Regions from separate parts of the Homo sapiens genome. Here region 2 is linked to region 1. The links are chromatin contacts, found by Hi-C or POLR2A ChIA-PET in ENCODE. All regions are on one chromosome and are shown on one strand. The core of a region is the stretch at or near the end of the contact, and the rest is flanking DNA. Distances in the headings are between cores, read along the strand shown. Region 1 has its middle 20 kb from the start of CORO2B. Region 2 overlaps CORO2B (coronin 2B).

Region 1 (4,253 bases), core at 1,178-3,677:
CCAATCTATTCAAGGTCATAGCAGAGCTGAGGTTCTGGTGCCAATCTATTCAAGGTCATAGCAGAGCTGAGGTTCAGTGGCCAATGTATTCAAGGTCATAACAAGGCTGAGGTTAAGGGGTCAATCTATCCAAAGTCATAACAAGGTCAAGGTTCAGCGGCCAGTCTATCCAAGGTCATGGCAGAGCTGAGGTTCAGGGGCCAGTCTATCCAAGGTCATACATCTGGAAAATGGCAGTGCAGGGATGGAAACCTAAGTATGCCTTGGGTATACCCAGCTTCACAAAGGGAAGGGCAGCATCCTAACCAGAGCAGCAGTGAGGCCTCACTACAGGCCAGACACTGTGCTAAGCACTTTATATGTAACCATTCCATTCATTATCCCTTTGAAGCACAGAGAGGTTAAGTAAATGCCCAAGGTCACAGAGCTGCAAGGTGGCAATGCCAGGACGTAAACCCAGGCAGCCTGACATCAGTTTGCACCACGCTAACTGGGACTCCACAGCCTTAGTCATGGTCCTTTAGGAGTTAGGGAAGAGGGGGTGCAGCAAATGACAGGCATGAGAGTTGCCAGCATTACACAGCATGAGGTCCTGGTCATAGTCCACACCTCCCAGGTAATATATTACGTCTGTCCAGTTAGACTTCGGAAGGCCACAACACACACCTTAAGGTAAATGAAGGGCACTGGGCACTGTGATAGGCCTTTGGGGCACAGTTAGGGGATCCCTTAACCCAATGGCAGGCAGGGCAGCCTGGCAGTGGAATGGCAGGGAGGGTGGGTGCGGGCAGAGAGGCTTCAGTAGGGCTGAGTCAGTGAGCTGGGCCAGCCTGGCGGAGGGCAGATAAGAAGTTGACAGGTGAGGTTGGTGTTCTGACCCGCTGCAGGACTACACAGCGGGGCTGGTGAGCCCCCAAGGCATCAAACATCTCTACATCCAAGCCCAGCTTCTCCGGAAGCTGTCTGCTGCTGCCCCTGCCTGGCAGGCCCAGGGGTCCTGCTGGAACCCTGAATGGCTGGGAAGGTGGGGTTGGAGAGGAGAGCAAAAACTCCCTTCCCCCTCACCATTTTTTTTTTAAGACAGGGTCTCGCTTTGTTAACCAGGCTGGAGTGCAGTGGCACAATCACAGCTCACTGCAGCCTCAGTGACCTCCCATGATTAAGAAATCCTCCTTCCTGCCTCAGCCTCCTGAGCAGCTGGGACCACAGGCATGCGTCACCATTCCCCCAGGTAACTTATTATTTTTTGTAGAAATGAGATCTTACGTTGTTGCTCGGGCTGGTTTCAAATTCCTGGGCTCAAGCAAGTCTCTCACCCCAGTCTCTCAAAGTGCTGGGATTACAAGCATGAGCCACCGCACTGGCCTCTCTCCCCCTTGACTCCAGACAGATGTGGTCTGCGATATAATAGGGGAGTGTGGACACGGGGTCACCCACCTCCTTTCTAGGCCTTTGTGGAGGCTGCAGGAGAGGTGCAAGGAGCCAGGTGGATCTCAGGGCAAGCCAAAGCCCTGCCTTGACTGGCTGGGTAACATTGGCCAAGTTACTTCCCCTCTCTGGCCTCAGTTCCTTCATCTCCAGGTCTTAGTACACACCGCGGGGAGGTGTTGTGAGAAATAAAATGCGATAGTGGGTGAAGAGGTGACCCACGCCGGCCACGCAGGAATGAGCGTGTCTGTCTTTCCCTACTTTACCATCTTCAGTTTTAGTCAGTAAATATGTTCGGAGATCCTACCACGCGCTAGGCGCCGTTCTTCCTGCTTGGGAGGGGTAAATACCTAGAAATGCGCGAAGTGTGGCTGGGCGTTGCCAGGAGAGCGGCCGGCACCCCACGGGGGCAGGGAGCAGACCTGACTCAGTGGCGTCAGTGCTACTTCAAAGCGGCAGCGCATTTCATTAAAAATCTGATGTAGAAATTACCCTGGGCTTTGTTTTGCAAAGAGCATTTGCATAAGAAAAAATAATCAGCCGGTTAATTCCCCCGTCCACTGGCAGGAAGAGAGACAGCCTTCAGAGAGTTTGGGACTCTCTCATTCCCGGAGAATTAAAAGCCTCCGAGACATCCATTTTAGAAGTTCTGGTCAATCGTTCTTAAAGTGCGGTCAGAAGACCCCTTGCGTCTGAATGGTTTGGAGCACTCATACAAGCAGAATCCCTGCCCCAGTCTTGAGTCTGGGAACGGAGAAGGGAGCGTCAGCGGGGTGGTGAGGGGGTAGCGGGGAGGGCGAAGTTGACCGTGCCAAGCCGGCCCGCTGGAAGAGCTGCAGGGACCAGACGGGGAGCAGACGGAACAAGCGTGCTGATGGTAAGAGGCCCCCAGACTTTTTCTTTCCCTAACCCTTTCCCTGTCTGGGCCTCCGTTTCCGGTTTTCCGGTTGGTGCAGTGCTCTCTGGGGTTCTCCCAGGGGGACTGTCGGTGAGGCTGCGGCGCCCGAGACCGCTCCACGTGCAGCTCCACGGCGTGCCCACCAGGGGGCGCGGCCCGCATCCTTCCTCGGAGCTGCGGCGCTCCAGGACCAGCAGGTCTCCCGCAAACGCGCGCGCACGGAGAGCACAAGGCGTGTGGCTCTTGGCATGTGTGCCGGTTGGGGTCCTCTGGTAAGCAGACGCTGAGATGGCGTTAGGAGTGCAAGAAGTTTGTTGGGGATTTAAACCTGTGTAAGGACGACTGGCGGGGAGAGCCTCAGACGGCAATGCAGATCTGACCAAGTCTCTGCCAGCCCAGCAGGGAGATCCCGGTGGAGACTGCCGATTTGAAGAGTCCCGCAATGGGATGACGTGGCCGGGCACTTGCACCCGTGCAGTGCTCAGGCATTGGCTGGGGGCTGCCTGGGAAGATCCGGATATTGAATGTGAAAGACAGGAGGTGCTGGAGGCTGCTAACTGTGCTCCCTACAGCTGGTCTGCAAGTTCATTCATTGTTTTCTTCCTTTCTTTCTCTTTCTTTTTTCTTTTTCGTTCTTTTTTTTCTTTTTCTTTCTTTCTTTATTTTTTTTTTTCTTCTGAGACAGGTTCTCGCTCTGTCACCCAGGCTGGAGTGCAGTGGTGCAATCATGGCTCACTGCAGCCTCAAACTCCTGGGCTCAAGCGATCCTCCCACCCCAGTGTCTGGAGTAGCTGGGACTACAGGTGCATGCCACCATGCCCAGCTAATTAAAGACAATTTTTTTTGTAGAAACGGGGTCTCAATATATTGCCCAGGCTGGTCCTGAACTCCTGGCCTCAAGTGATCTTCCTGCCTCCGTTTCCCAAAGTGTTAGGATGACAGGCCTGAGCCACCGCGCCCAGCCTGCAGGTTCTTTCTTGAAGGGAAACACCAGCAGCCGGCAGTGTGCAGCCTCCTGTCTCTCTAAGCACTGTCCTCCACATACAACCCATCTTCCTCCTCTCTGCTCCTTGCTGGTCAGGGCCGCTCTCCAGCTGTGCTCCCTAGACTCCTGCCTTTCAGGGCCAGCTTTCAGGACCTTGAGGGCAGGGTGCTAGGCATAAGCCAGTGATCTTACTAGTGGATTCTGTACGAGGGAAAAGCCTGCACAACCCGAGGGGACCAGAGGAAGCAGAACCGCAGCTCTCCTCACGATCTTGTGGGGACTTGTGCAAATTAGCACCACTCTTCTGGGTTTCCCATGGCACAGCCCGGGTAATTTTCCCTAGCGCCTCCAGGGATAGGATCCAAAATGGGAATTTAGGAGGGGCCATATTTCCCCCAAAGGAATGGCACACAGAGAGCATAGAGCTCTGGTGGTTGTTGAGGGATTTATGTTCCCTCCACCCCGCGTCCCCCAGGCTCCCAGCACAACTTTGCCTCTCAATACTGGTTGGGTCCCAGGAAAGGGAGCTTGAAGAGGGTTTTTTTCCAGAATCTGTCAGGCCTGAGGGTGCTCGGGAGATAAGGGGGAGGGGCTGGGAGAGGGCTGGGCTGGGACAGTGGAAGAGCTCCTGCATATGCCACGCTGGGCGGCCCCCCTCCCAGCTCCTCCCAGGCACGGTGATGCCCATCTGCCATTTTGGAGCGTTTGGGCAGTGCCTGCAGCTCACTCTCCCCGGTCCAGATGGTCACCCATCCCTCCCTCCCCGACTCTCCCCTGCCCTCACCCCCAGCCCCACTCAGAGCAAGCACCTGGACAAGCCAACACTGCCTCCCAGCGCCTTCCCCTTCCAGCTAACTGGGGCCCAGCGGGACAGGTAGAGGGTCCCCGGTTGTCAAGGAAACCAGGCCTGCCCCTCCTCCCTCAATCTTGCTGCAGGGAGGG
Region 2 (4,096 bases), core at 1,166-3,665, 140 kb after region 1:
AGCCCAGTGGCCAGCACAAGAGGCCTGGGGTCAGTGGGAGAGAGGGCAGGTGGAGGTGCTGCCCATCCTTCTCTCCTGGGTTCAGGGAGCCCAAGAAGGAATGCGGTGACCACAGCTGGCTCCGTCCCTGCCTGCTGAGGTGCTGGGAGAGTGGCGGGAAGGGCTGACCCCAGCTGGTGTCACCAGCCAGCAGGTAGTAGCCCCTGGAACTCAGGGCTGCTCCTCTACCCACTCTGGGATGGGCCTTTCACATACATTTAGCTCTTAGAGCCACTCCATGAGACAGGCACTGCCACCCCCAAACTGAGGGTTGGTAGGTAGGTCACAAGCCAGGAAGTAGAGGAGCAGGGATTTTACCTGGCCTGCTCGCTGCAAAGCCCATGCTCTGCCAAGCTTCCTCATCACAGACAGCCAATGCTGTCTCCCAGTGGCTCATGTCTTACCCAGGGACCCAGCTAGGATAACAGATGAGCAGTGCCTGTCTTGATGTAGGGGGGACAAATTAGACCAGGGCTCCTGGAATCACTGGCCACCCAGGTTCCTCCTCAGGTCTCAATTTCTCCTGCCTGGCTCATGGTGAGAAGGATCTGACCAGTCCTAGCTCGGCGTCTTATTTAACCTGATATGTGCCTCATGCTCCAGGACCCCAGCTTGTAAACAAGACATCCATGGTTTGTGTCCAAGAAAAACATAAGGCTGCATCCCCGGCCACATGAGCCAAGAGACTCTGTTCAGTTTTGCACACACTGACTGACAGACCACGGTATGCCTTGCACCACCCTGGCTGCTGGGGTCCAAAGAGGGATCTGGTAGACCTGGGCTGGAATCTCAGCTTCACCATTTACCATCTGGGTGGCCAATGGAGTGTTACTTGGCCTCTCTGAGCCTCGGTTTTGCTCGTCTCTGAAACAGTAAGATACCTCCCTTTGGCTGTTGTGATGAGGATGAAGGTTAGCCTATGCCCAGTAGTATGCCTGTCCCTTCATCTATGCCTGCTCATCTCACTCTTGCTCTGGAAACACCCCTAGTAGAGGCGCAGAGGGGCAGGGCCCACCCCACCCACCAAAACGTGGTGCAGAATGAGGTCATTGCATCCACCAAGGTCAAGCAAAGGGCTATGCACACAGAGAAGAGAGAGAGAGATTAGTTTTGACCAAGGTGCAGAGAGGAGAAGAGGTAGTTAGCTGGACTTTGGAGAAGCAGGACATTGACAGACAGAAAAAGGGTTAGAGAAGGAGTCCCAGGAAGAGACCCAGTATATCCGGTGTGCTTGGCCTGGAGAGAATGCATATACAGTGCGCTTAGAAAAGGGAGAGTCATCTGGTGTGACTGGAGCCCTGGGGTGGTGGTCAGTGAGAGGAGCGGGCAGGAAGGGCAGCTGCGAAGGGCAGTTGGACCCAAGGAGAGAAGGCTTAGGGTTCAGGGTGAGCAGCCCAACTTTGCAGCGAGACTTGTGCTTCTCAAGCCATCTGAGCATCAGTGGACCCCACCGAGTGTGGTGCATGGGAGACACTACACGCTCCAGGGAACCAAGGGGACCTGTGTGGATGGAGGGGGTCACAGACAGATTTATGGAGGACATGGGGCCTGAACTAGCTGGATACAGGTAGATCAGTGGAGAGAAGGGAAGAGCGGAGGGGTGTGGCTGGAGGAGTGAAGGGAAGGGACACGGGCTTGGGGCACAGGAAGGGAGGGGCTGGCCTGGGCTGCTGATCCAGAGACAAGGAGATTAAGTCTGGATCAGAGAGGAACTAAGCTCTCGCTCCAGCTGCCAGGCCAGCTGCCCCAGAAGTACAGCCCTGAACCGCATCTTACCCGGGTGTCCACCCCTCCCCGCCTTGGAGCTAGGGATCTTGGCAGTGGAACCAACAGGTTCCTGAGGCTGGATCCCAACCTCTCCTGGAGGACGTGCTCTGGGACCCTAAGGGAGGTGCCTTGCCCAAGGTCACACAGGGAGCCTTTGTCCTAGGAAGGTCCCCTGACTCCCAGTCTGCACTCTCAGCCCCTCACCAGTGGCCCTGGTTCTACAAGGGAGGAAACTGAGGCTCAGGGCCATGGTGGGCTGGGCTGACAGTTCAGATTCATCACGCTCAACATTTACATCACAGCGTCTGCTCTCCTCAGGGTCCAACCTGGGTGCTGGGGGAAAGCACAGGAGAGGCATCCCCCGCTGCAGCCTGGGAGGGGGTGGGGCGTAAAGGAAATGGAGTTTGCAGCTTCCAGGGGGTGGACAGGAGGTCAGCACTGCTGCCAGGGCCCTTCCCACGGCCTCCCTGCCTCCTTCAAAGCACCTGAGGCATCGGCCACCGAGGCCCTCCCTCCACCCATTCCAGCTGGAATGGTCAACTTGCTGCTCACCAGACACGACATCCAGACCCAGGCTTGGGAGGTCAGTCGGCAAAGCTGCTGTGTGTGCCAGGCACTGTGCTACATACAGGGCTGGGGACGGCGCCAGGCCACAGGGGCCCAGAGGGAAGCTCTTCACAGCAGGTCTGGACCAGTTCCCCTGGTAGTGCCTGCCTGTTTCACCCCCAGCCCTCCACTTCCCTCTACTTGTCTCAAAACATTCAGAGGACACTGGTGGGATTTCACGAGCCCTGATTTCCCCAGCTCCTTCCCCATATCCCCCAGCCCTGCAACCTCCAGTGAAATCAATCCCCGTCCCCCAGGATCCGTTTCCCCTCCCTGAGCAGGAGGAGGTCCTCTGGAGTCTATCCTCCATCCCGCCAGGGATCCAGCAGAACATACCCAGGCCCTTCCCCAGGGGCTTTGGGCCCGAGGGAGGGCTGGGGGCCATAACTCTCCCTGGCATCTGGCAGAATCCAGTTCTTTCCGCTGCTGGGTGATGTCACCTATTGTTGAAGGCTATGCTTTTTATAGCTTCTGCCGCAGCTAGGGAGGGCGGCTGGCAGGCGGCAGGGAAGGGCGCTATCGGTTTCCAAGCCTCGTGCTCCCAGCCCTTCTCCTGGGGCCAGCAGCCGCGGAGAGAGAGAGAGGTTTCTGTCATCTTAAGGAGAGGGAGAGAGCGATCCCAGGAGAGAGGGAGGAGGGAGAAGAGGCAGGCGCCTCTTGCTGGTGGGCCGAGCTCCACATCTTTCCTTTGCCTTTTATTCAAGCTCTTCCATCCTGTGTCTGCTCTCCTCACCCTGTAGATGATGCCCCTCCCTGAGGAGCTGGGGGCGGGATGGACAGGATGTCAGCCCTGCTGGAAGCCACCCACCACCCTGCCTCCTGCACACCCCCACCTCCCGAGCTCCGGAACCAATACCTCTTGGAGCTGGAAGGGAGTGATGCACTTTTGTAGAAGGAAGGTAGCCCTGAGGGGCCAGTGCGCCGAGTGGGTCTTCACTAATGATTTAGCAGCCACAGAGAAAGCAGCAGTATGGCTCCCTGGCTAAGCAGCCAGGCTCAGGAGTCCCTTAGGCCTAGGTTCAAATCCTGGCTCTGCCACTTCCAGGCTCTGCGATCTAGGACTAGTTTCTTTTTTTTCTTTTTTTTCTTTTTTTTGAGAGACGGAGGCTCGCTCTGTCGCCCAGTCTGGAGTGCAGTGGCGCGATCTCCGCTCACTGCAAGCTTCACCTCCCGGGTTCAGGCCATTCTCCTGCCTCAGCCTCCTGAGAAGCTGGGACTACAGGCGCCTGCAACCACGCCCGGCTAATTTTTTTTTTTTTTTTTTTTTTTTTGAGACGGAGTTTCGCTCTGTCGCCCAGGCTGGAGTGCAGTGGCGCGATCTCGACTCACTGCAAGCTCCGCCTCCCGGGTTCACGCCATTCTCCTGCCTCAGCCTCCCGTGTAGCTGGGACTACAGGTGCGCGCCACCATGCCCGGCTAATTTTTGTATTTTTAGTAGAGACGGGGTTTCATCGTGTTAGCCAGGACGATCTCAATCTCCTGACCTCGTGATCTGCCCGCCTCGGCCTCCCGAAGTGCTGGGATTACAGGCGTGAGCCACTGCACCCGGCCTAGGACTAGTTTCTTTACCTCTGAGTACCAGTTGCCCTATTGTAAAATAGGAATCATCTCGGGCTCTGAGAACTAGATGAATATAAAAGTGTTTTGTGTCCCCTAAGAACTCCATAGACATTAACTGTTACTT

Evidence for each region. A loop is a pair of places that touch in the nucleus more often than their neighbours do. ChIA-PET counts read pairs that join two places held with the same protein, here RNA polymerase II (POLR2A). Pooled maps may share reads with other maps.
Region 2: a loop to region 1 is called in a pooled map, with 2.1 times the contacts of the local background. The contact joins two enhancer-like sites. A Hi-C loop is called at or near these places in 2 of 50 pooled maps. POLR2A ChIA-PET finds 5 or more read pairs at or near these places in 4 of 52 experiments (AG04449, AG04450, HEK293 and 1 more).

The regions. Positions count from the first base shown.
Region 1 is chr15:68,557,309-68,561,561 of GRCh38, forward strand. It overlaps a transcript of CORO2B not described here. Among named protein-coding and RNA genes, the nearest start is that of CORO2B, 20 kb to the right of the region's middle. Within about 2 kb of position 2,428, at least 6 of the 41 ENCODE cell types and tissues checked have a DNase peak (open chromatin) inside an H3K27ac peak, as active enhancers do.
Region 2 is chr15:68,697,821-68,701,916 of GRCh38, forward strand. All of the region lies in intron 3 of CORO2B (coronin 2B), which reads left to right. Among named protein-coding and RNA genes, the nearest start is that of MIR4312, 100 kb to the right of the region's middle. RefSeq lists an enhancer at 2,809-2,996. Within about 2 kb of position 2,416, at least 14 of the 41 ENCODE cell types and tissues checked have a DNase peak (open chromatin) inside an H3K27ac peak, as active enhancers do.